Regions from separate parts of the Homo sapiens genome. Here region 2 is linked to region 1. Evidence: read pairs that join two places in POLR2A ChIA-PET (ENCODE). Cell type or tissue: Caco-2. All regions are shown on one strand. Each heading gives the region's core, and the rest is flanking DNA. Links, peaks and the distances in the headings are about the cores only. Region 1 overlaps LOC124904413 (a long non-coding RNA gene). Region 2 has its middle 23 kb from the start of LINC02988.

The links. ChIA-PET counts read pairs that join two places held together with the same protein. Peaks named below come from ENCODE experiments on the same cell type or tissue, not always from the same donor. Only the 100,000 strongest peaks of a DNase experiment are listed, where the experiment ranks them.
Region 2: POLR2A ChIA-PET joins it to region 1 with 5 read pairs; 8 of 35 experiments call an interaction of 5 or more read pairs at or near these places.

Annotation. Positions count from the first base shown.
Region 1 is chr1:150,020,078-150,022,990 of GRCh38, reverse strand. All of the region lies in intron 1 of LOC124904413 (a long non-coding RNA gene), which reads right to left. It also overlaps a transcript of OTUD7B not described here. Among named protein-coding and RNA genes, the nearest start is that of OTUD7B, 11 kb to the right of the region's middle. In Caco-2, for the core only: no CTCF peak of the experiment used is centred there; DNase peaks (open chromatin) are centred at 400, 1,400 and 1,650.
Region 2 is chr1:150,181,851-150,184,763 of GRCh38, reverse strand. No RefSeq gene overlaps it. Among named protein-coding and RNA genes, the nearest start is that of LINC02988, 23 kb to the right of the region's middle. In Caco-2, for the core only: no CTCF peak of the experiment used is centred there; no DNase peak of the experiment used is centred there.

The sequences.
Region 1 (2,913 bases), core at 280-2,779:
GCCAGTGATCATTTAATTGTGATAAATCTCTTGCCACAATGGTGGCAAACACTATGACCTTACTGGATGCTAATGCTGTTTGTTGCTGTGGTTGCTGTGGCTGCTGCTGGGTAAAGAGACTCCTTGGGCTCTTTAGTAAATAGGGCACTTTGAGATATTTCTTTTTTCTCTTGGGTTCTTAAAAATACATACCATTGGATATAAGATAAATCTGGTGGGATACTAAAGAGTTAAATAAAAGTAAATGGAGAGTGACTCTTAACTGATCGGCCCAGGTAAACTTCCACTTGTTGTAGTGGCTTGCAGAAGCCTGTTTTAGAGACATAGTGATGTCATTAGATGGCCTGTGGTGTCTCTTGATGCCCACAAGTCTCCTGTCTGCATTTCCAATGAGCTCCCAGGTGAGGCACTACCGCTAGGCTGGGAAACACACCCTGAAGCCGTGAAGTGTGTGCTCTGCACATGTGATCACATGTGGTTACGGCTCTTTTCAACAATCCCAGTTACCAACGGCTGGAGTTGCTCTCTCAGCCAGATCAGCTGCCTCAGACCTTCAGCATGTAGTTATTTTTTTTTTTTTTTTTTTTTTTTTTTGTAGAGAGTTTCGCTCTGTCACCCAGGCTGGAGTGCAATGGCACGATCTTGGCTCACCACAACCTCTGCCTCCCGGTTTCAAGCGATTCTCCTGCCTCAGCCTCCTGAGTAACTGGGATTACAGGCATGCGCCAACACGCCTGGCTAATCTTTGTATTTTTAGTAGAGACGGGGTTTCACCATGTTGGCCAGGCTGGTCTCGAACTCCCGACCTCAGGTGATCCACCTGCCTCAGCCTTCCAAAGTGCTGGGATTACTGGTGTGGGCCACCATGCCCAGCCCAGCATGAGATTTTACAGTATTTGACACAGCTAAAGACTGTGGAACTAGTCTTGACTTGACCCATTACTTCCATTAAAAGTTCCAGGCTCAGGCTGGGAAGCAGGAAGAATGATTAAGGAGAGAGAGAAAGGGAGAGTTTAGATTATTCTTCATGTTGGAATAAGAAGCTGTATTCTAAATGACTGGATTAGATGTTGTTTCAGTGGCAAGAGAAAGTCTGGAGTAACCACTGCATCTGTAATGTTAATGAATTTTAAATGTTAACATTCACACCTTTTTTCTCCCTTCTGCCTCTCTTTAGGAAAGCTGCTAAATTTGCTGGTGATATGCACATTTTAATGAATCTTATATATGCTTCATAAATCTTGTTGACTAATTAGTAAACCCATTTTATCATGCAAGAAGTATTCACTGAGCACTAGAACTTGGATTCCACTGGGCTGGTGCTGTCGTGTCTTCTCTCATTAAATCCAATGCGGACTTAGTTCAGGTTCACTCATCCCATACAGGGAGCTCTGGGGCTCCACCTGTTTCACTCTGTAGCACTGGTTCCTTTCACCTCATATCTGCTTTAACTACTGGACTTGGGTTTACTGAGTTCCTGATCTCTGACTTCATCTCCTATTTTTGGCTCTGAATTTGACCCTTGAACTTGGTAAGATGACAAGATCTCGTTTTTCCAGATTAATATTAACCTTTGCCACACCTCCCCAAATATAGTTTTACATTCACCCTCTGGCTTTGTTCCCTCCCAGCTGCTGTGTGTGAAAACCTGACTCCAGTCCTCCCAGCCTCTAGGACCCTGCCCAGACCTGGCCTACCTTCTTCCTCACCGCCACTGGAAAAAAACAGACGTCAAAAGCCTTAACAAAATACTGTCTGATATAGCAAAATGGAACATGTTTCCTACTAGAAGTATATGACCCGAAGGGGGAAAAATCTGACTCATTTTAAAAACAATTGTTAGGGGTGTGTGTGTTTTGAGAGAAAGAAATAGAAAAGGGCCAATGTATTTGCTATTAAAAAAATCTTCAAAATAACAGAAAAAATTTAAAACTATGTACTCAAAAAATGAATTGCTTTTGTCGTATTAGAAGTCTAGCCAACAGAAGTAAGGGGATGGAGACTGAACCAACCAGAGGAGAAAAGGTGGAAGGCGCTGCCCCAGCAGAGACCAGAACAGGGCCAGATAAAGTTAGGGTCAAAGATCCACACCCTGTTTGGAAACTAAGCAATCAACAAGTGTCAGTTGTTATTTAGGTGCACCAAACATTTTGGGGGGAAATGTGATTTCAGACACAGATAATTATATGATAGGGGCCTATTTGGCTTTCAGAGAAAATTTTCAAGATAAATCAGTAGCTTTAAATAAAAATCTAAGTTTGTAATCAAAGTTTTTCAGAAATAGCAGAGAAACATATTTTCCTTTAAGTAGTTCTCTGTTAATAGTCTCTAGTCTCAAGCAGTTTTAATTTTAAATAGGACTACCTCTAACTTTGTGGGGTCTGGGGCAAGGGTACAAATAGAGGCCCATACAGCATATACCTAGATATTTAATTTTTTGTTTGTTTGTTTTTTGAGATGGAGTCTTGCTCTGTCACCCAGGCTGGAGTGCAGTGGCATGATCTTGGCTCACTGCAACCTCCACCTCCCTAGTTCAAGCGATTCTCCTGCTTCAGTCTCCTGAATAGCTGGGACTACAGGTGCGCGCCACCATGCCTGGCTAATTCTTTGTATTTTTAATAGAGACAGGGTTTCACCATGTTATTCAGGCTGGTCTCGAACTCCTGACCTCAAATGATCCACCCACCTCAGCCTCCCAAAGTGCTGGGATTACAGGCGTGAGCCACTGCGCCTGGCCTGCCATTCCCTTCTTCCAATTCTATTAGGAGGCAGTGTGAAGAATTCTTTCCCTGCTATATGAATTACATCACCTACCTTAAAAGTAGGCAGCTACAGTTGGGGTTGATTGTGTTGTTTTGTTTTTGAGACAGGGTTTCACTCCGTCACCCAGGTTGGAATGTAGTGATGCGATCT
Region 2 (2,913 bases), core at 321-2,820, 160 kb before region 1:
CTGGTCTTGAACTCCTGGCCTCATGTGATCTGCCCACCTTGGCCTCCCAAAGTGCTGGGATTATAAGCGCGAGCCACTGTGCCTGGCCTGTAAGAGTTCTTTAGAGCAGGGATTGGCAAACCATGGTCTGGCCCGTGGACCCTCCACCTTTTTTTTGTATGACCCAGACACTAAGGTGGTTTTTACATTTCTGAATGGTTTTTAAAAATGGAAAGACTAATATTTTATGACACATGAAAATTCAAGTTTCAGTGTCCATAAGTAAAGTTTTATTGGAACAGCCATGCTCATGCATTTATATATTACCTAAGGCCGTTTTCAGGCCTAGTGAGTGGTTGTAACAGAGACTGGATGGCGTGCAAAGCCTAAAATATCTGGTATCTAATTCTATGCAGAAAATGTTTGCTGATTACTGCTCTAGTGTGTACGTGGAATGAAATTGCTGGGTTCCACATATTCATTTTTTGCTGTCTTATCAATTAGATCTATTTTTTAAAAATGCAAAACTCTATAATCTGTGCATCAGATTATGTTTTCTAAAACCCTTTTTTCTTTCCTTTTTTTTTTTAATGAGGCCTCACTATGTTGCCTGGGGTGGATACAAATTCCTGGGCTTAAGCTATCCTTCTGCCTCAGCCTCCCGAGTAGCTAGGACAACAGGCATGTGCCAGCCTGCCCAGCCTTTCTGAAGCTCTTAAACAAACATAAAAAGAACTCTCTGGATCTTATGTTTTCATTTTGTTTAAGTAATGAGCTTTAAATACATCCTTGTATAGCTTCCTTTCCTCTCACTTCAGTGGTCCTGATTGTTGTAGTGGTAAGGAATACCAATTAGGTTTATCTTTCTTTGGAGTGGAGAAAAGACTAGGAAAATAACAGACTCGTATAATTTTTGAACTTCAAGATCTTTTTTTTTTTTCAGACGGAGTTCTGCTCTTGTTGCCCAAGCCAGAGTGCCATGGCGCAATCTCAGCTCATTGCAACCTCCGCCTCCCAGGTTCAAGGAATTCTCCTGCCTCAGCCTCCCGAGTAGCTGGGATTACAGGCGTGCGCCAAACACGCCTGGCTAATTTTTTGTGTTTTTAGTAGAGATGGGGTTTTACCATGTTAGCCAGGCTGGTCTCGAACTCCTGACCTCAGATGATTCGCCCGCCTCGGCCTCCCAACATGCTGGGATTACAGACATGAGCCACTGCTCGGCCCAAGATCTCTTTTAAATACCCAAGAATAAGTCAGCTAAAAAACACAAGTGTTGGTCACTGGCTTTTATCGGTCACTGGCTTTTCTGCCCTCTACTAGAATATAGAGTCCATAAAGACAGCAATTTTTGTCTACTTTTGTTTTTACTTGTAAAAATGCCTAGCATGTCGTAGATGCTCAAGGAATATTTATTAGTTGAATGAATATGAAGAACTCCATTCATCTGGATGAAAACTTGAAATTCACTGAACTATTTGGACATAATACATTAATATTTAACAATACTGTATTTGGAATTATGGAAGGCACTTCCTGTTTTCTTCTTCTTCTTTTTTTTTTTTTGTGAGACTGAGTTTCACTCTTGTTACCCAGGCTGGAGTGCAGGCTCAGTCTTGGATCACTGCAACCTCTGTCTCCTGGGTTCAAGCGATTCTCCTGCCTCAGCTCCCGAGTAGCTGAGATTACAGGTGTGCACCACCATGCCTGGCTAATTTTTTGTATTTTTAGTAGAGATGGGGTTTCACCATCTTGGCCAGGCTGATCTTGAACTCCTGACCTCGTGATCTGCCTGCCTTGGCCTCCCAAAATGCTGGGATTATAAGCATGAGCCACTGTGCCCGGCTAAAAAGATTTTTAAAAAATTACTTTATTGAGGTAAAATTCACATGTGAAAATATTTCTATTTTTACATTTTGGAAGGCTGTATTATTTGATTGGGAAAAGATAGATGGGCTGTGCACATTTATTTTTTGTTTTTAAATTTTTTTGTTACTCCACACCCTGAAGAGTCCCTTATTGTTGATTCCCAGGGTTGAGGACTGAGTTTTTTTTTTTTTAATTAGTACTGGTTTCTATGGGATGCAAACTTTTCTCTAATAGCTGAAAGCAGAGGCTTCTGGGTGCTTTCAAATTTATTCTTTCTTCACGGTTTTAAAAGAGGCCCTTGCCTCTTCTGTGTGTCGTTATGCGTACTGGAGTGCAGAATAGAAAATGCAAAACAAGAGAGCCGTACAGGAGGTTTTTCTTTTTAAAGGAGTTGATAGACAAATGGCACAGAGTTCACTGTTCTCGCCAGCTGAGAGTTTAGCTTCCAGAAAGCACTACTTTAGGGAACAAGTGAAGCAGTGTGGAGGGCCTGAAAGGCTTCATTGACACAGCAGCCGGGAGGCTCTTGTAGCACATTGTCTGGGGTGCGGTGCCTTCGGAAACCAGCTCTCGAGATGTCTACACCCCCAACATCCCCAACGCTGAAAACATTCGGGTTTTTTTTTTTGGTTGTTTTTGCCATTATACTTGGTTTTCCAAGTGAGATTCCTGAAAAGGTATTTGCTTTTATTTGTTTTTGTTTATTAGTTTCCTCTGGGTGTCAGTCAGTTCTTCACATGGTCACTTGGCTTACTTGGTAGGAACGTGGGGGATCTGGGTGGTGGGGCCGAGGCAGTTTCCCCAACAAATCACTGGTACGGCATGAATGCGTTTGTTTTCTGAATGAGAATCTAAGTGCTGCCACAAAAAAGGCATGCTGGGGTAGAAGAAATAAGGTGAATTTGAAGCCGACAATTGAAATCATTATTGATAGTTTCCTAGTTTTCCTGAAGGTTGATCTGGAGAGATGGAAGTCTAAGCTAAGGAATAATAGATCTGTATCAGTGAAGTTGTAGAGTCACTTGTAGGCTCTGAGGGTCTGTCCCAGGGAAGATACAATGATCCATG